5 separate regions of the Mus musculus genome follow, and regions 1, 2, 3 and 4 are each linked to region 5. The links are chromatin loops, found by intact Hi-C in ENCODE. Cell type or tissue: gastrocnemius. All regions are shown on one strand. Region 1 overlaps Alx4 (aristaless-like homeobox 4). Region 2 holds the start of Gm39883 (a long non-coding RNA gene). Region 3 holds the start of Mir7001 (microRNA 7001). Region 4 has its middle 13 kb from the start of Cd82. Region 5 overlaps Ext2 (exostosin glycosyltransferase 2).

What was found. A loop is a pair of places that touch in the nucleus more often than their neighbours do. Peaks named below come from ENCODE experiments on the same cell type or tissue, not always from the same donor. Only the 100,000 strongest peaks of a DNase experiment are listed, where the experiment ranks them.
Region 1: it touches region 5 in a loop (5-fold over the local background); 15 of 42 quality-filtered maps call a loop at or near these places.
Region 2: it touches region 5 in a loop (2.1-fold over the local background); 3 of 42 quality-filtered maps call a loop at or near these places.
Region 3: it touches region 5 in a loop (2.6-fold over the local background); 6 of 42 quality-filtered maps call a loop at or near these places.
Region 4: a loop joins it to region 5, with 12 times the contacts of the local background. A loop is called at or near these places in 26 of 42 quality-filtered maps.

Annotation. Positions count from the first base shown.
Region 1 is chr2:93,656,232-93,661,231 of GRCm38, forward strand. All of the region lies in intron 1 of Alx4 (aristaless-like homeobox 4), which reads left to right. Among named protein-coding and RNA genes, the nearest start is that of Alx4, 16 kb to the left of the region's middle. In gastrocnemius, a CTCF peak has its summit at 2,982; DNase peaks (open chromatin) are centred at 2,998 and 3,944.
Region 2 is chr2:93,717,286-93,722,285 of GRCm38, forward strand. All of the region lies in intron 10 of Ext2 (exostosin glycosyltransferase 2), which reads right to left. It overlaps Gm39883 (a long non-coding RNA gene), which reads right to left and starts at 4,156. Exons shown (of 2, transcript XR_866564.2): 1 at 3,120-4,156; 2 at 1,670-2,311. In gastrocnemius, no CTCF peak of the experiment used is centred here; a DNase peak (open chromatin) is centred at 3,068; H3K27ac peaks cover 2,761 bases.
Region 3 is chr2:93,419,327-93,424,326 of GRCm38, forward strand. It overlaps Cd82 (CD82 antigen), which reads right to left. Exons shown (of 10, transcript NM_007656.5): 7 at 2,501-2,602; 8 at 1,229-1,429; 9 at 914-997; 10 at 1-616. The coding sequence ends at 539. It overlaps Mir7001 (microRNA 7001), which reads right to left and starts at 2,681; the gene lies at 2,603-2,681. In gastrocnemius, a CTCF peak has its summit at 2,194 (motif pointing right); a DNase peak (open chromatin) is centred at 2,217.
Region 4 is chr2:93,473,202-93,478,201 of GRCm38, forward strand. No RefSeq gene overlaps it. Among named protein-coding and RNA genes, the nearest start is that of Cd82, 13 kb to the left of the region's middle. In gastrocnemius, CTCF peaks have their summits at 1,990 (motif pointing right) and 4,557 (motif pointing left); DNase peaks (open chromatin) are centred at 959, 1,271, 1,684, 2,017 and 3 more places.
Region 5 is chr2:93,784,498-93,789,497 of GRCm38, forward strand. All of the region lies in intron 7 of Ext2 (exostosin glycosyltransferase 2), which reads right to left. Among named protein-coding and RNA genes, the nearest start is that of Ext2, 36 kb to the right of the region's middle. In gastrocnemius, CTCF peaks have their summits at 1,957 (motif pointing left) and 3,748; DNase peaks (open chromatin) are centred at 290 and 1,950; H3K27ac peaks cover 494 bases.

The DNA.
Region 1 (5,000 bases), 130 kb before region 5:
TTTCTGGTGCCGAGGGTTATGATCCATGCTTTCTGCCTCCTTTCCATTTCCCAACCTTCTGGGATGTAGATTGCTTAGCCTCACCCCACAAGCAAGGGAAGGAAGGCACACAACTGTTGCTTCCCCAAAGATGCCCTTGGAGGCTGAGTGGAGGAATGGCCTGGGAGCAAGGCGGAGTAGAGGGATGGATAGTCTGGGAGCATCTTTCTCTCCTCTGCCATTTTTCAGGTGAGGATAGTCAATATCCCTAGTATGATGAGGCTAGGCTTGCTAGACAGAGCTTCAAGCTGGCCTCTTCAGTGAATGGCAGCTTCAGCATCCCTACCACATAGACCAAGGCTGCCCCGGCCATCCTTTCTGTCACCTAGGTCAGGTGACTTGCCCTTCTCATTCTCCCAGCCTGTACCTCCCATCAGCCTTCCTTCTTGAGATGAATATTTGATATTTTCCATTCCCACCATCTGGAATTTTGCCGGCTTGTTAAAGTACCCCAGAAATGCTAGGTGAGTGAGTGGGTGGGGGAAGGAACAAAGAATGGAGAATTAGGGATGAACCTGGGCCTGTCCTACCCCAGACCCCTCTCATTCCTTCATGTTGCACAGGATTTAAGCTGCTCCATCTAGCCACAGTATTCCAGAGGGAGCTGTGGATCAGGGATACAGGCTTTCTTTTGTTGTGAGAGTAAACACAGGATCTGGGTTATCAAGTTACTAGTATTTGGGGACATACTCAAAGCCACACAGTTTATGGGAATCAAAAGAAGCAGTGAGAAGACCAACCACAGGGCTAGAAGCAGAAAGACACGAGTTCAAGTCCCACCTTTCACTGTACTCTGCCACACAAAGTGGCACACAGAACTTGGATTTTAAGGCCTGGGCTAGGCCCTCATTGGCCGAAGCTAGGACATCGCCAGTCTCTTCAGATAAGCGGCTAATAGGCTAGTTTGAGTCCTGGTTGGATTTTTAGTTCTAAGTTCAAATATCTCCTTGATCTTTTCAACCTGAAGCAGCCAGCCCTTCTTTTTGTGGACACAAAGCAATGTTCACTTAGCTGGAATCTCCTGTGACAACTAGATGGCACTTGTTACCTGTCTGTGCCTTCTATCAGGCTATGGGCCTGTATATGTATGTGTGCACAAATACGATGTGTGGAAGTTGCTTTTCTCTCCTTTCACTGTACAGGACCAGAGAATTGAACTTGGGTCATTAGACCTGGCAGCAAGCACCTGTACCTACGGTGACATCTTTCTAGCCCAGAAAATGGAAACTCTGATTGATCCAGAGTCTTTTTAAACTCTCAGCTGCAACAGAAGCCTGTCCTTTGCCCACAGACTTTGCTACAGGCCTAAATGTCACTGCTGAAGGAAAGGAAGGTTTTATGTGTGGCCCCTGAAGGGCTGGGAGAGATGGATTCACAAAGAGCTGCACGAGGTTTGCTCTGGAGCTGGCCATCTGCGGGGGACATGGGGACAGGACATTGGAGGCTGAGGATGCTATGTCGGGGGAGGGGGCTCTCCAGCCCAGGCCCCGTGCTAAGCAGTATAGAATGTGATCTGTAGTGGGATCCTGGATAAGGCCAGCTTCCTACTGGTCCTTATATATAATTTCTCTATAAAAACATTCCATTTTGCTAAGGGTTCAGACTTAGGGAAAAGCTACTAAATGTGGTGGGAAAGCCCAGATGCCTCTCTGCTGATTCCCCACACATGGCAGCTTTGCCACGCCAGCTAAGTCGTCCTCCATCGTCTAGGTCTTATATAAATCAGTAGGCAAGTGCTGATTGGCTGGCAGGTACACAGGGTATGTTGTTATTTTTCCATGAGCTGATTAAGCTGCCTGTCTGCCTCTTTACTTCTAAGTACTTTGATGTGCAGTTATGAAAGAAGTCACAGGCCTATTCTTGAAGTCCCTGAAGTTGGTGACACTGGTCTCACGCACAGGGCAGCCTACTCAGTGCCAGCACGGAGGTGGGCGTGATGGGTCCTTCATGAGGCAGCCGAGAGGGGCTGGCCTCCTGCACTTCCCATTCTGTTTCCTGTCTTCCTGGGCCTGGTCCCTGAATGTCTGGTCCTGTCCCACCGGGCATCTGTTCCACTAAGACACCTGCCCAGCAGGATGCAGTGGAAGCATCACAGGTCAGGCCACTTTTTAAACAAGCCATTGCCCTCTCTGTCTCAGTTTCTGAAGTTGTGGAGTGGGGTGTTTTTACTTGGTGTCTATAAAGAGGGTGTCACCATAGCAGGTCCCAAAGACCATGTAGACTACAAAGCATATTCCCTGTTCTCCACAATGCTCTGCGTTACTTCCTCTTCCTTCTTTGACTCCGAGATCCCACTCTTCTAAACCAGGAAAGAGCCTCCCCCATGAGAAGAGCCCGGAGAATATCCACATCAGGTGGGACTGTGGCTCCTGCCTCTATTAAGCATCCCCAGAAGGATCTCACAGGCCAGGGGCGACAGTTCCAAGCCGTAAGGCAATCCACCATCAAGACAAGGCAGTGTACTGAACTGTTCTGTCATAAGACAGTCATTTACAAGTGAGTCTGATATTTCCTGCGTACCTACTGTGTGGCAATATAGCCAGAACCCAAGGGATACTTAGGGTCCTGCAGAGAGGAAGACAACGTCCAGGGAAAAGCAAAAATAAAAGTCCAGACCTCAGGCCTTTCATTCAGATGCTGTTGATATTAAACAGGTTTCTGTCTGGTGCCTCGTTTTGCCCCTTGGGGTGTTTTGAGACTGGTGTATTGAACTATAAGATAGAGGCAAGCATTCTTCCAGAAGGTACTGAGACCTGCCTTGTCCATCCCTGTGCCCTTCCCAGATATGGCATCGTAGCAGGTACACAGTAGGGCTGAATACCTGCTGAACTGATAGATCCTACCAGGAACTTCTTCAAATCACTTTAAGGGGTGCCCCGCTCCCCTCTGCTTTGCCTCAGGCCCAGAAATACTTTATTGGAACTACAGTGCCTCTTAGTGGTAAGTGTGTGAAACTGCAGCCTTGCTCTTGGCCTTTGGGAGTTGGACCTACAATCGTGACACAGAACCAGCACTGAGGGTGAGCAGCTGCCTGGGACCTCTCCCAGGTGTTGGTTGCCCACAGGACTGGTCCCTCCATGTGCCTTTTGTACTTCTAGTGTCATGGGTTCACTGAGAGTTGTAGATCTGAGGAAACATCAGTTGTTAGCCCAGAAGTTTGTTTAGGGCCACCCTTGGTACTTCATACCTGCTTTATGGCTGGTTTCTTTGAGGTCCTTCTCAAAAGGTCTCTTCTACCTCCACGAGGCAACGAGACCCCACAGGCAGTGTGTGCTGAGATAGGGAGTCCAGCCATAGAGAACCCAGAATAAGGTAAGGACAGAAATCCACAGAAATCTCACACACACACACACACACACACACACACACACACACACGCGAGAGAGAGAGAGAGAGAGAGAGAGAGAGAGAGAGAGCGCACTGGTACACAGTCACATGGAAAGCAGAGGTTGTTAATCAAGGGAGTGTAATCTTTAGTTATTCTCCTCCACCGTATTTCTTGAGAGACAATATCTCTCACTGAACTTGGAGATCACTCATTGGCTAGGCTGTCTGGCCAGCAAACCTCAGAGCTCCTCCTGCCTCCACCTTCCCAGAGCTGAGATCAGAGGCCTGTGCCACAGTGCCTGGCTCCTTGCGTGAGTGCTGGGGACTGGACTCAGGGTGCTCTCATATTAAATACGTTCACTGCTGGTATGCACAGTTCCAAGGGGTATCCCACCCTGTGTGAAGCATCTGGATGAGGCCTCTGGGAGCTGGAGGGAGCCTCTGCCGTGGGGTGTGGCATGATGGGTGCCTGTGTCTTAGACACCTCTGGCTGTACTCAAGGACAGAAGCCTACAGACCAAGTCTTATGAGGAAATCTGGACTGGGCTTGAGCATTGGCAGTCAGCCAGCAGTCATAGAGGCCTTGGCTTGGAGCCCATTAGAGCCCAGTTGGAAGGTCAGCATCACCCTACCATGACAGTGCCATCCCCACCACGATGGGAGCTTTTCTCTGAAGCTGTCCTCTCCCATCCCACTCCGTCCAGGCCTCTCATTTCCCATAACCCCACAGCACAGTGTCAGCTCCCTGTCCACACAGGTTTCCCTGGGATTTCCAGTCTCTGATTCAGATCACAGCTTATCCCAAAGAACAAATATTTCAACCCAGCCAGGACAAAACGGGCCAACAACAGGAGAAAGTTAGCCCACATCCTCTCATTTCTGCTTCTGGAAAGTTCCCAGCCTTTTCCAAAGACAATCACCCCATGCTTATTTTCAACCCAAAACTTCATAGAAAGGCATGTCTTGCCATTTGCCAAAGCCCTGTTCTATAATGGGGTTCGTTCATTCATTCATCAGGTGTTTACTGAGTGATTAATATGTTCCTAGTGCAATACTAAATGATGGACAGAAGAAAGACCCCTGCTTTCTAATGGGGAGGGGACAATAGGAATAAAGGGAGATAATCCAGCAGCTAAACGCACAATAATTCATGTTAAATCCTAGCAAAGATGCTACACAGGATATGCGTATGGGAAGAATACCCTTTATGCTGACTGTTTTGATTAACCTCCAGTAGACGAGGGCCTGATGAACTTGGTCTCTCATTCACTCCTTAGGTCCATTGCTATTTGCTTCTCTAGGATAAGACCCTGGAAGTGGGACTTTGGGATGAAGGTCTTCGAACGTTGTATGGTGTTCAATCCCATTTTATATTTTCTCTTTAATTAGATTTTTTCACACCATAAAATAACATCGTGTGAAATGAAGTTCGGTGTAAATTTGTAAAGTCTTTAATGCGTTCCCATACAGATTTATATACCCATTGACCCCATCACAAAGGTGAAATCATATAGTTCGAGAACAGCCTCATATCAATGAGATCTCTTTGTGGACAAACCTTCTCCCCTAGCCCCACTGGCCCTTGGTAGCCAACCATCTGCCCTCTGCGCCTCCATTCTTATCTTTCCCAAGTG
Region 2 (5,000 bases), 67 kb before region 5:
GACACCTTGGACAGGGAGACCTGCAGTACAAGCATGGGCCTTCCTCCCTGGGACAGGGAGAGCCCTCCAATGATGCTTCATTTATGTATTTATGTAAACACATTCTGAACTTGCTTTCATCTGATCAGTGGGAAGACAGTGCCACTTCACTATAACTCCCACCTGGGTGCTTTTTCACTGTTCAGCATATATTTTCCATTTCCTTCCCTTAATATTTTATATTTTTGTTTGACTTTTTCTCCAGTGGGGCCTGGGTGATTCAGAAGGGCTTGGCGAGGTCAGGCCACACCACAGTGTCTCTCAGCACCTCCTCGGCTTCTGGTTTGTCTCTGGATGTTCTTTCAGCAGTGCCCACAGACCCTGGCAGCACAAGCGAGTGAGTGACTTTCCCTCCTGTCTCATGCAGGTGTAAATCAATGCAAGCTGGACAGGGTGAACAGGTCTGATCCTGCGTCTGACCACTGTCATCCCATGTCTGCCTGGGGAAGTGAGGTCCCTCATGGGTACCATTGGGCCATTCTGTCTGCTGAAGACAAGAGTATGGTGAGAGCAACTCTAAGAAAAGTAACAATCAGAGGTGACAGACATATTCAAACAGGCAGACAGATGTCCTTTACAATACGGGTGTTGATGCCATGTCCAAACTCAGGAAAAGGAGCCACGTGGGCTGTTTCAATGGTCTACCACCAACAAGGTGATAACTGGAGACAGTTCTCAATCCAGCCAGGCACCACTGGCCAGACCCAAAAAAGCTCCGGAATCTGAGGTAGCCAAGAGCCAAGGCCTGGAAACCTGAGATGCTGATCCTGACCAAAGCTGTGATGTCTCCAGTACCCAGACTATTCAACCACTGTGGTGCATGCCTTGTGTGAGTTCCTTGGGGAGACAGGAAAAAAAAAAGTCTACTTACCTGAGTGTTCTAGCTCAACTATTTGGCTGACAGACCAAAGAAACCTCTGTCCAGGCCGTCTTGGGGAGGTGATGGGGTTACTTACTAGAGCACAGACAACTAACAGCTGTGGTGCTGAAAAGCCCCACCCACCCAGTCAACCTCCCACCTCCTGCATACTCCTCTAGTACCTACCTAAGGTCATGGCAGCTAGGACTGGGAGTAGCGACCTCAATCTCAGGGGAGCATCTTGTGACTCCCCACTCCTCCATAAGGAGTGTTAGCAGCCTCATGACTTCCACAGACTGCTAGCAGCTTCATTGTTCTGTCTAACTTGTTTAACTCACTGCTATGAGCATGGGACAGGGTATCCGTGGGTCACCACAGCCACTCCGTTTTCTGATGGTGACTGTCACTTTCAGCTGACAAGAAATGACCTCTACTTCAATTCCTTCATGGATCCCTCCGTTTGTCTGGGCTATATAAAAGCTGAATTTTACCCTGGGTAACTCAAAGGCTGAGCCTGCCCACAGCCCCCAGTAGGATATACCATAAAGAAAAGTCTTTTTATAGTGTCTCCTGGATCTCCAACAAGCTTGGCTGGACATGACTCCAGACTAAGTTTGGGATTCCTAGGAAGGTAAGCAGTTACTTCCAAATCAGGAGGCAGCAGACCACACAAGACTCACTTGGCACTCCTTTGCTCCCAGACCTTCTTGGACAGCTCAAAGCTCTGGGTAGATGAGCGCCAGTATAGGGAGATCAAATTTATCTTTTGCATTTTTGCTTCACTTTTGAAGGTCCTGACAATGGAATCTAATTTTCAGCGGGCTGTTTCCTTCTGTAGCCATTATAGTGAGAGGAGAGAAACCAACTACTCAGAACTGCAGATTGTATCCTCTGTCCTTTTGTCTCTGGGTGCACATAGAGCTGGATGTAGTTTACTAATTTTGTTTAAATATAAATGTCATTGTCATAGCACCTCTGATGAATTCAATTAGTCAACTCCCCCATCATTCATTAAACCCACGCTCTGGGCCAGTGGGCCTGCTCTCCTGGGCTCTCCGATCATTCCAACACTCAGCCTCCAGACTTTCACCACCTGGGTCTCACTTGTTTTCCTGTCTCCAGTCTCTGTCACCACAAATTTATCCCGGGATCAACTTCTTTTAACACACACCTCCCAGGAGATGCTTCAATTAGCCTCAGAGTCTGTCCATCCCTCCCTCCCTCTGCTGACCCTCTAACTGCCTAGCTACCTAATGTCCACTGTTAACAAAGCTGCTTAGCCCACCCCAAGGCCCACACTCACTCTCACTTTGGAGCCTTCCTCTAGATGACTCCTACATCAGGAAGACGAGTGGGGAAGGAGCTATGAGAAAAGGACGGGACAAGCCATGACGGTTTGCTGTCTTCCATGACCTTTTGAAAATATATAGTTACCGTTACCTTGGGCAGCTATGAAAAAACTAATGCAAATAAGTTCTCACAATTTATTAGCATCGAGAGGGTTGAGCAGCCTCTGCCACCTATGGACGCTGAGCATCGGCAGCCGTGCCTGACAGCACATAGCCGCTCTGTTCCTTCCTGCTCCCGCATGAAGCCCTAACTCTATATTTACAGCCAACATCATCAGCCAAGAGCATTTCACCTCTCAGGTGAGAAATGTCTGACACTTAAGTGCCACTAATAATTTTTTATGGTTGGAAATGTGGATCAAAGTATGAAAGGAAAAATAAATCCACAGGTCTGTACACTCAGCCAAGTCTCCACGGCTCATTTTCAACCACATGTTTTAAACTGTCTCTTAGAGACGGTTGGGGTGGGGGGAATACGTTGCTTTTTGTCTCCATGCTTTTTAGTGTCTGAAATAAAAGCAGACGGGGCATGGGGGAAAAATATCAAACATCCAAGTAACATTATACACTGCTACTGTTCCCTGAGGAGTCACTCGCAAATGAGTATCAAGAACTGAATTGATACTTTCCCAGTGAAATACATAAACAGATAAATAAATTATCCCAGGCTGAAAAGAATCTCCCATCTGGTAGCTCACTAGAGCTTGTCAAACAAGTCAGAAACACGCAGGGCCAGAGATGATCATTCCTAGCTCCTGGCTGCAGGGCTGGAGAGGGATGGGAAAGTTTCCCAGGGTCCTTTGCCTTCCAAGAGGGAGAGTGACCCACTGAGACAGGCAAACAGCCCATGCGTCTTCCAAGGAAATGATTACCTCTAGCACTGGATCCAAATGTCTGTGCACTCAGGTCACAGGGCTGCAAGGAGAACTGGCCCAGCCTCATGCTCCAGACCTTAGTCCTCTATACCACAGTGTGATGTAGTCTGTCTTAAAGGCGTAAACCTGACCTCTCTGTAGCTCTCCAGGCCGTTGGCAGCAAAGCATGGAGGAACAGGGTGGTCTCTAAGGTCCCTTCACATTCTCAGTATGTTTCTTCTGAGCACAACTAGAAAAGATAACATATGACATACAGAGATCTGAGCCTGTCACCTGATCAGCTATGAGGCCAGGCTTGGTGATACCTGGTGTGAGCAGCCTCGTCTGTATTTTGTATTACCTAGTCCTGCTAAGTTTCAGTAAAGGCCAGGCTGAGCACCACAGGGCTCTACAAACTTCCTCATGGAAACAAACTGCAGAGTTCACACTGAGTTTCCAAGCTAATAATCCAGGGAGGCTGCGTCCATCACTCACCTCCTGTGAATCTTTCTTGTGTCTTTGGGAAGTGTGTGTTCTATGAGCTGGCCTGGAGTCTCTGCCCTACAACCCATAAGCATGGTGTGAAGGTTCCTTCACAGTGGTCTATGTCAATCAAGTCTTCCTGCTCTTTGGTGTAAATTGCCTTAGCGTGCCCAGTCACTTGGGAAAACAGTACAACTCTGGGGCCTAGGCCTGCATGCAACACCTGAGCACTGTCAGAAATGTGAACAAAGCAGGCCCTGGGTGACCTTAGTCTGTTGTCTCTAATAACATAACCTGGGCACCCTTCCCTCAACATCTAGTTAATGTGTTGCTGATCTGTGTGTCACATGGTTGTTCCAGATGTTACTCTTTACACACACACACACACACACACACACACACACACACACACACACACTCACTCACACACAGATATACACCATGAAAAAAAACTTCAGAATACACCTGACATAGTGATCAAAGAGAAATTTCAGAGGAAATACATACATATATACACACATATATATGTATATATACACATACACACATAATATCAATATTAAAAGCAATGATCTATGCTATAAAGTAAAAAAAAAAAAAAATGGGAAAAAAAACCCCAGTGTTTCAAATTTACTAATGCAGAGTGGTGATTAGAGCAAAAGAAAACGTAAGAAAGCCCAAAAAAACCAAGCGAAATCTCTGAACCGCGACAGCAGATCTAAGCTGACCCGAGCATACCTGCAATCCAGCAGTCAGGAGGCAGAGGCTGCAGGATCATGAGCCTGAGGACAACTAAGGCTACAGCTCAAGACCCTGTGGGAAGAGAAGAGAGATGTCGAAGAGAAAAGAAAAGAAATGACCCATATCAAGAATAAAAGGGATGCATTATCCCATATTCTAGAAGCTACTGTACATTTACATAATCTATCAAAACAGAGACCAGACAGCTGAGCAAGTCTGACTGGTACTGGACGCATCAGGGAAAGGGAAAGCAAGACCACCAGTGAGGCCCTGCTTGGGGATGAAGTGAGCGAGGCAAGAGGGGAGGAAGAGCCATCATCGCCAATGACGCCTGTCCCAAGCTACAGAAGCAGAGTTCAGCATCTGAATGCGCCTTCCCCTCTCTGTGTGCTTGTGCAGATGAACACATTTTTCGCATGTTGTTTTCTGAGAATCACTTGAACACAGGAATACTGCTATGATGCATTGAGCTTGTGTAATTGATATGAATATAAACTGTAGAAGTCTTCAGCTCCTGCTGCGGCCTGCAGGGCCTCCAGTCAGCTTTTATTTCCTCAGATACTTTTACTCATTTTTCTCCCACTGAAACTCCAGTGAACTGCACTGTTAAATACTTTGTGAGTATCCCACAGGTCTATCAGCCCCCAGAGCACTACTCTTCTTTTGTTTGTTTTT
Region 3 (5,000 bases), 370 kb before region 5:
CCAGAGGCTACCTGGGCCAGTCCCCCAGGAGGCCCCTCAGTTCAGTTCCCTGCTGAACTGAGCTTGGGGAGGGGGGAGTGCTCCAAGTGTGTGGAAGAATTGCCTACCCTGTCTCCCACAGAAACATGGAAAACCTATGAAGAAAGTGTGACAGTGGGGAAAACCCCACCAACCTTTCCTGTGGCCTTTCCCTGGGCAGCTACGGGTGCTACACCCACCCTCCCTGGTTTTTAATACAATACAATATGACTTCAGGGTGGAGACACAGCTATCCTGTGTACAGTAATACTGGGAGCCATTTCGAGCTGTTAAAATATCCCAGGCAGTAGGAAGAAAGGCCACAGGATAGCCAGGGCCCCATATTGGTGGCAGAAGGACAGGGAGAAGGGCCCAGGCCCAGAAAGTTCCCAATGCAACCTTTCCAGGATGGGCCAGAGGCCTCAGTGGTGGATGGAGCAGGGCCCATGTGAGAAAAAGCTAGAGAGGCCCCATGGGAGGCTGAGGGTGGAGAAATAGGACGGTGGGGACATCAGCAACCTCAGTACTTGGGGACCTTGCTGTAGTCTTCAGAATGAATGTACCGGCACAAACATATGGACAGGAACAACCCCAGCAGCTGTGAAGGACAGAGCAAAGTCAGGAAGGCCCGCCCGGGTCCCAGGACCCTGCCCTGCAGCTCCATACTGGGTCCCAGTCACAACCACCCTGAGGCAGACAGGCAGGCTGCTGAAGGAGGCCCAGAGAGGGACAGTACCCAATCTGACGTCACACAGCCAGATGGGCTGGGGTCAGGGCAGCTCTAGAAGCACATGGACCACTCAGTTCACAGGAAGCAGCAATGCAAGGGCGCGGGGGCGGGGGAGGTATTCGAGACAGAACCCAGGGCACGGCTGCATGGGAGAGAGGGACAGACCTCAATGACAGCAACACCAGCACACACGCCCAGAAGGATGCCGAAGTTCTCCTGAAGCCACGCCTGCGCCTTCTCCATGCAGCCCTGTGGAAAGACTCATGTCAGCCTCTGCACACAGCTGCAGCAGGCCTGCCCAGGACCGGCTCGTGAGCAGGCCCCTCATGGCACCTGTAGACTATGGTGTGAGCAGATGGGGAGGAGGGGACTAACAAGGGAAGGAGGCTGAGTGACGGCCCCGGGCACCTCCAGGAGCTGGGACACCTGTCCCTCTCAGAGTGGCAGAGCCCAGCCCCTGACTGCCAGCTCCACACATACCTCAGTGTTCACAGGCCAATCCTCAGGGTTGTTTTCGCTCACAGTGCTGTTATCAGCCTCACAGAATCCTTTCTTCACAATGAGCTGGTTGTCCTCTTCCTTGATCTTCTCGCAGGAGCATGGGTAAGTGGTCTTGGTAAAGCCCATGAGCTCCTCGTTCTCTGTCCAGTTGTAGTGGCTGACCCAGCCACAGCACTTGACCTGCGCAGTGGCGACACGACAGGTTGCTTGATCGGCCACTCAGCCCATCCTAAGCAGCCCATCTCCAGGTGGAAACTCAGACTGGCCACTTCTGTGCCTCCTGGGGTGGTAGCTGTGTCCCGCTCCCGGGGTGCTGGAGATGCATAGCACCCAAGGGCTGAACTTCAGTGCTGTGTATCAGAAGAGACTTCAAGAGGGACTTCAAGAGGCCTCCAAGAAACAGTACAAACTACCAACACAGTGGAGAGCCAGAATCAGAAGCCGTTAGCATATGCATAGAGCGGAGGAGGCGAGTTCAAGTGAAACACCAGTCAGCACAAGTGGAATGTGTGCAAGGCTGTCAGTCAGGTGGCAAAGGTTGAACATGGGGCTCTCGGGTCATGGGTTCAAACCCCAGTTCTGCCATTTCAAGCTGATCTGAGCTTTCCACAAATGAAGACTAGGAACTAAGGTCCCTAATTGAGTGAGGGGTGAGGCAGACAATGTGCCACATGCTTCCAGAGAGCCCAGTGACAGACCAGTCAAGTCCAAGGCTACCTGCCAGTGTTAAACACAGGCACCTGAGATCTGGGGCAGAGCTTCCTGGTCACTAACGTGAGAAAAGAGACAAGATCAATTCCATTGTTTCCAAAGACAAAATGCTCTATCCAGAGGGCAAGGCTTTCTGGGATGGAAGCTAACACTGTTCTCCGTGGATTCCTTGGAAATCAAATCCCAGGTGGGAGGGAGGATAAGCCATCTCCTGTGCCCAAGCTCTCATCTGCAACAGCCAGAAGGGGGCGCTCCAAGCGAGTGAAGGGAAGCTGAGCTCTAGGCTATTCCCCAGCGGGCAAGAGCTCTGACAGAAAGGCAGAAGGGTAGGTACCACCAGCTCTGCCCCCAGTGAGCGGACAGGCAGGCCTCACTTGTTCTGTGACACCAGGAAGGGACAACCTTTCCAGGGTCAACAAAGAAGAGGCAGCGCTGTGAGCCCAGGAGCCGTCTCCAAGACTGTGCTTAGGGGCCAAGAGCACTTGTGTCCTTTCTCCAAGAGTAACACACCACGTCACTGTCACTCAGACTCATCCTCACCTGCGCCTGCACGTAGTCCCAGGCCTCCTCGCGGCTACTGGTGGCATTGGCAGTGTAGTTGCGAATGATGTCCATCACTGTGTTCCCCATCTCCTTCTTCAGCTGCAGAGGGAGTGTGAGCGTCAGGGCTGGACTTGAACCTGGGCCTCTGGGATGCTCACGCTCACACCCTGCCTCCTCCACCACAGCAATCCCAGGACACGCTCATGGCTGCAGAACATCCACTGTCCTGGTGATCCCTAGTGCCCATTTGCTCAGCGCCAACCCTGTCAGCCATGGCCTACCCTTCGGCAGGCATTTTTCCCTTTTGACACTGAAAGGCCTCCCGTGGCCTCCCACAACTTTCCAGAGACATATCAATGCCCTTCAATGTCCTCTCAGAATTTACAAAGTCCCACGCCGTTTGCCCAGGCCTCCCCAGCCCTGGTTCCCTGGTTCCCTGCTCTTCTGTGCTGTGCTCCATTACACAAGGCCTCGTGCTGCCTCTGTGCTGCCCCTGCTGCTCAGAATGCTGTCCCCCGATGTGAACATGGCAAGCTCCCCTAGCAAACTGCATCTCCTCAGACAGGCTCTACAGAACAGTGTTTTTCCTACCCCTCTGCCGCCTTTCCCTGGCCATCCTTGTCCAGGGCTAAATGATGGTGTCACAGCTCATCCTCTATTTGGGCTTAGGGCAACTTTTCCCAGCTGGGGTGTGGGTGTCGGCTGGGGGCAGCTAGGTGTGGGTACAGAAAATAAACCCACTTGCCCCATGGTTAGTCGTCACAGGGGCTGGGGGACAGTGAAAGTAAGAGGCACAGCATGTTCAATTTCTTACTTTTGTGGAATTGTCTGCAGTCTCTCAGGAAAGCCCTGAGACTGCAGGCAAGCAGCCCAGGAACCCCAACCAGAAGACCTCCTAAGCCTCAGCCAGAGCCTCAGCCATGTGACCAAGCTGGCCTTCCCTACAGCCAGTGGCACCACATGAGGCTGAGGTCCTCACAACTGCTAGAGGGGGCAGGGTGAAGATCTGTGGGGCCCCTCCATGGCTGCCCTCCCTGGGACTTCACAGTCCATATCCCGACTAGTAGTAGTAGTCCCCACCAGCTAGGGAATCCTAAATCCTGTGCTATCTGAGGGCTTCAGAGAAAAGAGGCCATGGCCTCCTAGCTTCTCACCAACAGCCAGCTGTGAGGAGGGGAAAGATCTGCAGCTAGCTCCAGAACGAGGTGAAACCCACAAAGGTGGGAATGTGGCCTCCAAGGCACTTAGTTCCTGCTGACCTCCCTCTAACACACAGCCCAGACAAGCAGGCTGCCATCTCCTGCTTACCCATGAGAGAATCAGAAAGATCACTGTGTACAGGAAGGCCACATACTTGCCTCTCTTCCCGACATAACCATGTTCTCCAGGTTCAGGATGCTCTTCCCCAGCCTCCCAAGGGAGCCTTGAGTGGCACCCAGGATGCCTACCTCCTCCAGCTGGGCCAACAATCTGGGCTCCTAACTACTGGCCTGCTCGGCCTGGGGAAACAGCCCAGACCTCTCAGGCCTGGGTAAAGCTCCTAGCATCGTTCAAGAATCCTCATGCACTATGCCCCTTCTTAGAATTGGGAACAAAACACCCATGAAAGTAGTTACAGAGAAAAAGTTTGGAGCTGTGACGAAAGGATGGACCATCTAGAGACTGCCATATCCAGGGATCCACCCCATAATCAGCTTCCAAACGCTGACACCATTGCATACACTAGCACGATTTTGCTGAAAGGACCCAGATATAGCTGACTCTTGTGAGACTATGCCAGTGCCTGGCAAACACAGAAGTGGATGCTCACAGTCAGCTAATGGATGGATCACAGGGCTCCCAATGGAGGAGCTAGAGAAAGTACCCAAGGAGCTAAAGGGATCTGCAACCCTATAGGTGGAACAACATTATGAACTAACCAGTACCCTGGAGCTCTGGACTCCAGCTTCATATGTATCAAAAGATGGCCTAGTCGGCCATCACTGGAAAGAGAGGCCCAGTGGACACACAAACTTTATATGCCCCAGTACAGGGGAACGCCAGGGCCAAAAAAATGGGAATGGGTGGGTAGGGAAGTGGGGGGAGGGTATGGGGGACTTTTGGGATAGCATTGGAAATGTAATTGAGGAAAATATGTAATAAAAAATATTTTAAAAAAAAGAATCCTCATAGGCTAGGGTGTGGCTCAGTTGGTACAGAACTTCCCCAGGTCAACTTGGGGTCAGTCTCTAGCACTGCATACACTAGGCATGGTGGCACACACCTGCAATCCAGTACCTCTCAACTCAGCAGGTGGAGGAGGGTGAAAAGTTCAATGTCATCTTTGACTATCTAGGCATCACGAGACCCTGACTGAAAAACAAACCCAAAACACCCAAGCCAACAAAAACCAAGAAAAGATAAAGCAAAGAAAAGAAATCGTAGAATTCTACAGCTTCCAGATCTTTCCAATCTACAGCTCAGCAGTGGCTGACTTTCACAGAAAGCCCCTACCGAG
Region 4 (5,000 bases), 310 kb before region 5:
TGGTGGTGACTGCTGTGTTCACGGTGATATGGCAATGGGTAATGAATGGTGGTGTGTCTGTGAGAGACTAGGGGCCACCATGTGATGATGGTATTGATGCATAGTGTCAGCTGGTGATGGCGTTGATGGAAATGATGAGGATGGAGGTGATAGATGGAGATGATGCTGATGAGGATGTCAATGGCACATCGGTATGGCAGTGGTAGAGGTGATGATTGTGGTGATGGGGATGATGAGGAAGATGGTGGTGATGGATGATGCTGGCAAGGGTGGTGATGGAGGTGATAATGATCATGGCGGTGAGGGCAATATGTCAGCGGAGGAGATGACAGTGGTGACAGAGATGATGGTGATGGTGGTGGGGAAGGTGATGATGACTGAGAGGATTAGGATGGTGGAGATGCTGGTGGTGATGGAGATGATGGTGATATGGGTGATGGTAGTGATGGAGTGATGGTGATGGTGGTGTGGAAGATCACGGTGATAGGTGGTAGTGGTGGATGTGGTGGTCATGGTGGGGAATAAGATGACTAGGATGGTATGATGGTGGGGATGGTGGTGATTAAGGTGATAGAGATGACTGAGGTCATAGCAATGATGGTGGCTAGGATTCAGTTGCTGGGTGGGACCGGACATTCAGAAGATGGAGGTATGGTGGGTTATTTTGTTTTTGTTTTGGGGTTTTGGTTTTGTTGTTTGTTTATTTGTTTGGTAGCATTGATTTGAGCTCTTCCATTGCTTTTCCAGATCCTTATTTCTTTTGTTTTTCTAGATGACGCTTTATTACTTCCTTCCAGCTGTTCTTGGGTAGGTATGTCCAGACATGTCTCTGTTTACTCACCGCCTGTTTCCCTCATGGGCGCCCTTGCCAGCAAGTCCCTCTTTCTGTTCTCATTTTAGTCAGCCACAGCACCTGCCATGCTGGCCAGGCACCCACCCTCTGGCCCATCATCCCCATCTGCGCTGGAGCTCAGCAGCCATGCGAGAGAACTGACCAAACTCACGGAGCAGGCACTTGGCTCAGTCGGGACCAGTCGCTGCTGTGAATCACCCTCTCGTGGGTAGTGGGTACTCACTCCCAAGGACCAACAGCAAGGGTGTGGGGAATGTTGGCACTTCTAATTGGCGTATGTTGTCTGCTTAAAATATGCTTTTGTCGTAACATTTTCAGACAAGAAGTACCACCACTGTCCTCATCGTGGTGACGAAGTCCCCGGCACTGGCATCTTGAGGAAGACTTCACTTTGGCTCACAGTTTGAGGGCACAGCATGGAGGCGCAGGTGTCAGGCGCTCTCTCGGGGTTGTTGTGTACCCTATACCTGGGGAACCTGTCTGTGGGATTGGTGCCATCCACGGCCAGAGAGGGGCTTCCTTCCTCAGTTAAGCCGTTCTGGAAGCACTCTCATAGTCCTGTCCAGATTACGTTTCTCATCAAGCCGATGAAGAAACGCAAGCGGCAGGTGCTTATGACGTTCTTGGGTCATTTGCCGCCCTCGTCCCTCCTCTCACAGGTTCCTTTTGTCTTTCAAGATAGCCTCCTGTGTTTTGTGGATTTTGTTTGTTTGTTTGTTGTTGTTTTAATTAAGGTGGGATTTCATTATGGAGCCCTGGCTGTCCTGGAACTGGCTGTATAGACCCGGCGGGCCACAAACTCACAGAGATCAGCCTGCCTCTGCCTCTCGAGTGCTGGGATTAAAGGTGTGCACCCCCACGCTCAGCCTGTTTTCAAAGCTTTATTTCACATATGAGAGAAAATCAGTGGTGCTTGCTTTTCTGAATCTGAAATTTGCACAGCGTGATGATCTCTTCAAGGCCAAATATAAACTCCACTGTGTCTCTGAACCAATTCTCTTCAGCCCTTAAGCCTTTGCACTTCATAGTCTATTTATCCCGAAGGGACTGAGGTTAAGGGAGAGGGAGGGAGGAACGGAGGGCGGGCCTAGCATCTTTCCGGCAGCCCACAAAACCATGTTATGCTCATATGCCACCACGAGGTGGCGCCCAAGCCCTTATAAAACACACGCGATCCAGGCTGCAGAGACCGTGCTGGGATTATTGCCAGCTCTGCACCAGAACTTTGCGATAGAGCTGCGGAGGGCTCCACACAGGGGCAGCCAGTCACACAGGGGCTTTTCTGATACCAGCACAGTCCATTCAGGTATCTGAGCCTCAGTTGAGTCTCCATCACTCTGGGACAGGAAGTAGGTGAGCTGCCTGGCTTTAGGCCTGAGAGTCCATGGAGTTTGGTTCAGCTTCTCAGTTCCTAGTCTGTTTTGAGTTGACACCAATTGCTAGGAAAGCCCGGGGCCTTGACAGAGATCCCTGCTTCACAGATTCTGTCTCTCTTGGAGGAAAGGAAAGGAGATGGGAAACTCTTCAAACTTGCATCTAGAAAGTAGAGACCAGGACTGTTGGGCATTCAAGGCAGTGCCAATTCTTAGAGAAGATGCCCTCGGGATATCTCCCCCTCCTTCCTAACCCTCCCACCTCTCTCTCTCAGCCCACCCTCACCTCCAGCTACCCCTAGCCTTGCACCTTGAACTTCTCTAATCCTGCTTCCATCTCTCAAGTGATTAGAGTCTCCCAGGTTTCTGTGGTGCTGGGGATGGAGCCAGGACTTACTGTGTGCATGGCAGGCAAGCACTCTGCTGGTGGAACCCCACCCCAGCACCAAGTCCGGCTTCTCAAGAGGCACCCAGAGCTACAGGGATAAAGGGTATGGGCCCCTGAACCTCTCTCACCTCTGTTCCTGAGCCTTCTTAGCTGTACAACCCAGGAAAGCACCCACACCCCACCCCACCCCCACCCCCAGCTCTATGACACTGCTACAACCTAGGTAAGTCCCCTCAATGTGGAATGGGAAAAGGTCATCTGCAGGATGACCTATAGCCATATCCTCTACTGCCTCCCCCATTGTACATAGGAGCTGGAAATGGAAGTAGATAACGCGAAGTCTGTCCTGGGTGGGGGACAAAGACCCCTGTCTCAGTGAAGCCCTCCTGGATGTGGTCCATAGCCTGTCCAACAGCTGCTGAGCTGGGCTGCTGCTCTGGGTCCTGACCAAATGCAAGTCTTGTTGACCCCAAATCTCTACTGTCCTTATATACCCCAGCCTCCCCTTACACACACACACACACACACACACACACACACACACACACTCCCATCCCTCTGACCTTGGAAGGGATTCCAAGAGGATTCTGTAAGCTTTGTCCATCCCCATCACAGATGGGCAATATGGGTGACAGGAGCCAATGGGCTGGTCCCAGATCCTTAGGCTGTCCGCCCATCTATAGTCAACCTCCACCCAACTCAGAGCCACTCCCTAGTCTCCTGAGAGTGGACCAGATGTCTGTGAAGGGACACTAGCCTGAACCCCAAAGTCACCACTCTCAAACTGTCCTCCCACTGGTAATTAACTCTGGGCCAGGCCTCCGTAGCTCCCAGGACACGCAAGCTGGGACCTCGCCCAATGTCCGGATTCCAGAAGAGAAGTGAAGCCAAGCCCCTGAGGTCATCGCCGCCTGTGCTGGTCAGCACTGCTCCCACACACTCTTCCTAGGTCCTCATCCCTTGGAGAAGGAGCTGGAAGCCTCAGAAGGTCTACATCTGCTGCTGTCAGCTTTCAGCAGTATGGCCTAGAGAAAGCGGCTTCCTCTTTGACCTTCAGACCCCTTTCCCCTGAGACCCCTGACTCTTTATCGAGATAGCATGCATGAGTGCCCAGTGCCTTATGTGTCATCGATAGATTCTGTTGTTCTTTCAAGCGTCCCCAAAGGAAGAAACAGACACTTCTTTTTCTGGAACCCCAGGCTCCTCTATCTGATATCGACTCCCGGGTCTGGCTCCTCTGCTATTCTCGGTGTGATACCATAGTCCCCACCTCTATCTGCCCCGCCCTCCTCAGCCATCCTTCCAGCTCCAGGAGGTGAGTGGTCTTCAGCCAGGATCACTCCTGTGTGCTGCAGTGTCCAGATCAGGGCTGGGCACGGGTGACCTCCACCTCCCGTGCTGGCTCTGGTTGTGCCTTGCTCTTTCTCTGCTGTGTTTCCCTGGCTTAGATTCCTTTTCCTGTTGAGAGGCAATAAGACCTTGTGATAACTGAGAGCCCAATCTATACACTCAGGGTGTCAGCTTTTTAAAGTCTATCCACCAACCCTATAAGGTTGTATGTGGATGGGGACATTGGGGCATGAGGAAACTTAAGTAGGTTTAAGGTCATGCTACTAGCCGGTGGTGAAACCAAAGCAGATATTGGGTGTGGTGGTAGACACCTGTAAGGCACACTTGAGAAACTGAGTCAGGTTTGAGGCCAGTCTGCTCTACACAGCCAGATCCTGACTAACACACGGACAGATACGCACATGGTAAAATCTAAAAGTCCAAAGATAACGAAAGTTCCAGGGATCCATCTTAATAGATCAGTCCTCACTTCCTGGTGGTCAGTGCTACCAGGCTGACCAGGGACCGTCACTCATGTAGGCTGTCGGAACCCAGCACTGAGCCAAGGCTGCCTGGAGCTAGGACAGCTGCTGGGGTTCTGCCACCTGGCGGTCACATTGGGAATTGCACCACTCCAGCTTGGTCACTTCTTTTTGTTTGTTTTGTTTTGTGGTTGCACCACCAGGCCTGACCTCAGAAAATTAAGATTTAACTACACCATTGAGGCACCAGACTCCCTGACAACCCATCCACAAGAATGCAGGCAATCACGCCTCACGTTCCATCGCTCCATCCTCTGCACGTCTCCAGCCCAGACACCTGCCCAGTTCTCTTGAGCATCTGGAACATCTGCTGAGGGTTGAGACACAGTTCTGTTCTACCTATAGGCTTTCTGGCCTAGGTTGACCCTGTTCACCTGGGCTGGGACTGCTCCCTTCACCCCATTGGCAACTCCTCCTCTCTCCTTACTGACCACAGCCCAGGAGCTCTGGACTTCCTCTGTGTCTCACATGAACCAGGTTGGTGGCAGCCCCAGGGCCCTTGCACTGCCTGGAGT
Region 5 (5,000 bases):
CCATGCACAAAATAAAAATAAGTAAATCTAAACAAACGAACAAAAAAGAAATATAGACCAAACAGAAAACACTGTTAAGACAAAAATGAACCAATATATTTTTTAATTATATATGTTTACCAGATTAAACTTTAATTTAAGGATTGAGGTTCCCACTAATAACAGCTTTGGAGAGATGGTATATTCGTTGATACTGAGACCGGGAATGCAGGCCATGAAAAACAAAACAAAGGCACTGTGTCCTGAAGAACTGCACCATCTGTGCAGACCCCTGCAGGGAAGGAAGCCTACAACACTTCTGGCTCTGGCTGCTCTGCTGAGAGTTCTGACCCATCTCAGACTCAAATAATTGGTGTGACACTGCCCTCCCTTCAAGGTTGGGGCATCAAAACAGCAGTGGCTATGGAAACCAAATCCTGGAATTCAATGCATGGAGATTCTGTATAAATGAGGCAAACTAGAGCACCCTCGAGTTGCTCGCCCACACATGAAGCATGTGGGCACAGGCACAGACGGGCACAGCTCTGTCTGGGTGCTGCACCCTTGGGCTTACTTGCTAAGCAGTGGCCTGTCCATCCCCTACTCAGATGCCACCATCCCCAAGGCTCCCCTGCTGCATACAGATGTGGCATATCTCCTAGGCAACCACAAACTACAGTGAGATGCAACAGAGCAGAGACTCGCTGCTTCGGTTTTCCTGAGTGCTGGCGACCTGAGAGAAGACAAGATGGTCAAGCCCTGCCGCCTCGAAGGCCTCTGGTCAGCTGAGTACAAAGGCGAGTTCAAAGGCGAGGCAGGCTCCTGACTTCCACCTCCTAGTGTTGCTAGGGTTAGAGGTCACCGCTTGTGGAGCCACTGAGCAATAAAACAGTATTGGGAACTCTGCTCGACAGATAAATCAGGGGTCCACTTACACCTTTCCCCCTTCACATAAACATTTCTAAGCAGCCAGTCCAGCGTCTCCCCAGCCTTCGGAGACAGGAGACTGCATGCTTTCTCTGGTGACTCCAGGGAGGCTGGGATATGAAAGTGCCATTTGACTGTAGAGAGACACTTAGCTGCAAACTTCCTCCTGCCTTTAACATAACAAAGCTCATCTTTAAGACCTACTGGGAAGGCTGCCTCCCAGCCAACCTGCCTGGCAACTGCTCCTGAGTCTGTTTGAGCTTAGTGTATTCTAGAACTTGAACACCATCTTCCCAACCAGCTCTGTGGGTAAACTGCACCCCAAGATGACTTTTGCCCTTGTAACTAGGCACAAAGCCTTACTATGGCCCATAACCCCCCCCAAAAAAAACAATTAGGGCTTCAATAAATCAATTAACTAGTTAATTAGCACAGGGTACAATAAAGTTCAAGTGAGAGCCAGCTCCCATCCACTAACTGAAGAGATTGCTTTCAACATCTCTCCTGAAGCCACGCAGGTCACAGCTAGACTTCCCAGTGCTGTGTTGTTCACATTGCTCTCGGGGATTTTTCAGAATTATCTGCCGTGGGGCTTCTCTCTGTTATGGTCTTCTTCATAACAATTGGCTTCCTCATAGCTTTGGCTCAGTTAGGGCAGGAGCTCTGTCCGTAGGTATAGCCGCTCCATAGCCCTCTCCTTTATGCCAACAGTAACGGTTCCGATGATAATGACTATACAACACTCAGATCATAGCCTTTCTTTTATATTTATATTCAGTTAGTTTTAATCCACCTCCCCCTCAGTGAGTGCGTGAATGCATGCGTGTGTGTGTGTGTGTGTGTGTGTGTGTGTGTGTGTGATGGGTGCTGTCCCATGTAGCGCAAATGCCTGCACTGTCACTTGAACAAAATGGTCTCTAGAGAACAGCAGTGAGGACTCTGTCCCTTGAGAAGCAAGCAGTTCCTGGCATTGGGGATTTCTCACAGACTTAAATCCCTGGCAGGAAAATTAGTCACTTAAAAGTAGAGGGAGACCCCTGCTGGCGATAACTGTTCCTGCATCTTGTTAAGCTCTTGCTCTAATTCTCTCAGGATAATGTCAGGCCCTGGTGTCAGTTAATGCTGACCTCTCACCTGGCAGGGAGGTAGGAGGCCCAGTGACTGTTTTCTCCACAAAGCACATGCCTAGATTACAAAGGGACCTGAAGCTGCGCTCCTGCTCCTGGGGAGGAGCCACTGAGATGTATGAGCAGCTTTAACACTGCAGTCAAGGTGACGCTCAACTGACAGGTGTACACAGAAGGCAGCCAAGGTGCCGCTCAACTGACAGGTGTACACAGAAGGCAGTCAAGGTGACGCTCAACTGACAGGTGTACACAGAAGGCAGCCAAGGTGACACTCAACTGACAGGTGTACACAGAAGGCAGCCAAGGTGCCGCTCAACTGACAGGTGTACACAGAAGGCAGCCAAGGTGCCGCTCAACTGACAGGTGTACACAGAAGGCAGCCAAGGTGACACTCAACTGACAGGTGTACACAGAAGGAAGCCAGGGTGACGCTCAACTGACAGGTGTACACAGAAGGCAGCCAAGGTGACACTCAACTGACAGGTGTACACAGAAGGAAGCCAGGGTGACGCTCAACTGACAGGTATACACAGAAGGCGAAGGCAGCGTGTGCAGTTACAGAGCAGTGTACACCTTGGTGAGTCTCCCAAAGACCCAAATGTAAAGGCTTGGTCCTCAGATGGTGGCAGTGGAGAGCACTGTGGCCTTTAAGGGGTGAAGTGCAAGGGGTACTCAGAGAGGGCGTGCCCTGAAAGGATGCTGTGGGGCTCAACACCCCCCCCCCATCTTGCTCTCTCATGACCACTTACCCCATCACATGTCCCTACCATTAACATGGGAGACCAAACCAGTGAGCTGACAGACATTAGACGTGAGCCTCCAAACCTTCTTTCTAAGCTCCAGGACATCTTTATAGTGACATGACACTAATACTCTCCAAACTGAGAGGTGACATATTATCAGTGGAACTAGTGGATCTCAACTAAAGCTGACGTTCTCACTAAGGAGAACTTAGGGCAATGACGAGGGATGCTGGAAGCTTTACCGCTTGCAGGAGGGGCAGGAGGCGCAGGTGCGACTGGTGTGTAGCCAGAGCTCAGTTTTGTCAGCCTTTATATGGAACTGGGAAATTAAGCCAAGCTTGTTACCTGGGACCAGTCCAGCTCAGAAATGGGGTTGGGGGAGGGAGGAGACAAAAGAGGCCACTTGGGGAACACGAGCCCTGAGGAAAGGCAGACAGGCTGATGTTACCCTAGAGCACCTGGGACAGTTGGGGAACAGTCCCAGCTAAATGAACTCTGGGAAGCAGGGGAGGGGTGAGAGAGCAGGCAGAGGAGTCCCAGAGCTGATGTGAGGGGAGGGCCCACCAGCAGAAGTCAGGGCCCTTGTGACTTGAGGTACTCAGAGATGACCTCTTAAATATCAGGGCTGGCTGGGAGGGTACTGCTCCTGCCAGAGACAAGCCTTCCACGGAGTTAAATGGCTGTCTAGAACATGCAGGTGACTCAGCTAAGCCTTCATTCCATAGATGATAAAAGGAAAGCTTAGGCCGCTCCGTGCGGGGATGGTCACACAGTTAGCACGATGGAGCCATGGCTCAGCGCAGTGCTCAAACTCAATAACCAAGGAGCAGCGTGCTTTCTGTGCCCTTCCCCTTCCTTCAGGTCATCTCAGCTGTCCCAGTGATGCCATGCCCACCAGTGACAACCTACTGGAAGCCAGGCTTGTCCCAGGCAGGCAGCTCCCACCCTGATCCTGCCGAGCAACTGCACCACACTGTGGGCTGTCAGGGGGCGCTCTGTTCCAGAACATAAGTGATGCCTCTCAGCATGGGGCTGGCAGGGCAGAGGGGAGACTAGACAGAACGGCTCACCTCCCCAGGCCTAGCTTCTTCCTAACATTCCCATAGAAGAATCTTACGTGAGGTGCAATTTTATTTAGTGGATGATTCTATAATTAACCTAGTAAACGAAGATACCATCAGCTAGGGTGTGGAGGCAATGCTTTCCACCCCAGCACACTGGAGGCAGAAGTGGGTGGATCTCTATGAGGCCAAGGCCAGTCTGGCATAGAGTGAGATTCTATCTAGAAATTAAAAATAAATAATTATTAAAAGAGACAAAAAGAACCAAACACCCAGGTTCTTCAGGGGCAGGTTTTCCCCAGTGCTATGGGTTTACGGTGGAGACCTGACAATCTCCAGACAGATTCTCGGATTCACAAAGCTCCGATGAGATCAACAGCAAGTAGTAACAGGAAGCCCAGAACATCCCAGCAAGCACAAGTGGGCTGTGAGAAGCTACCAGCATCAGGAACCTGCAATCTGTTCTCTACTGGGATGGCACGAAGCTCTTCAGAAGGGCTTTCCAGGGCCCACAGGAAGCAGAGCCTGATCTAAGGGTGCAGGCTGGTATTCCACTCAGGAGACCCAGGCCAATCACTGTGTGAGAAGATACTTAGTGGCACTATCGCTTGAAGCCTGTGTTAAAGGCCTGACCCCTGACTGCAGTATGGGGGCAGGGCTTAAAGCTTTCAGGAAGGGAGGGGGTTGCTCAGGTCCCGGGGATGCACCCTTGAAGGACATCGCGGGGCTCTAGCTCTTTCTCTCCTCTCTTCACGCTGTACGAGAAGTGAAACACTCTGCTCAGCTCTGTACTCCACTGTGACCTGACATCCCTCTACCCAGCAACAAGTCCACCTAGCCATAGGCCAGACTCTGCGGAACTATAAGCCCAATCAAGCCTTTCCTCTTTGTAATGTAATTATCTCCAGTATTTGTCAGAGTGAATGAAAAATTACTAATACAACACCAAAGTACAAAAGGTGGGACCAGGTGCAGCCGTTTTCCTTCTCCTAAATCCCTGGATGCTGTAAAGCAGTGGGAGGCGGGGTACCCCGGAGGGCTGAGCAGAGCAAAGGTGGACAAACAGCAGGGCAGGCTGAGGACACACTTAGGAAGCAGGTAGCTCTCCATCCTCTCATGCCACAGCTGGGGGACTGCCTGACTTCATCCAGATAGCCTGCTCT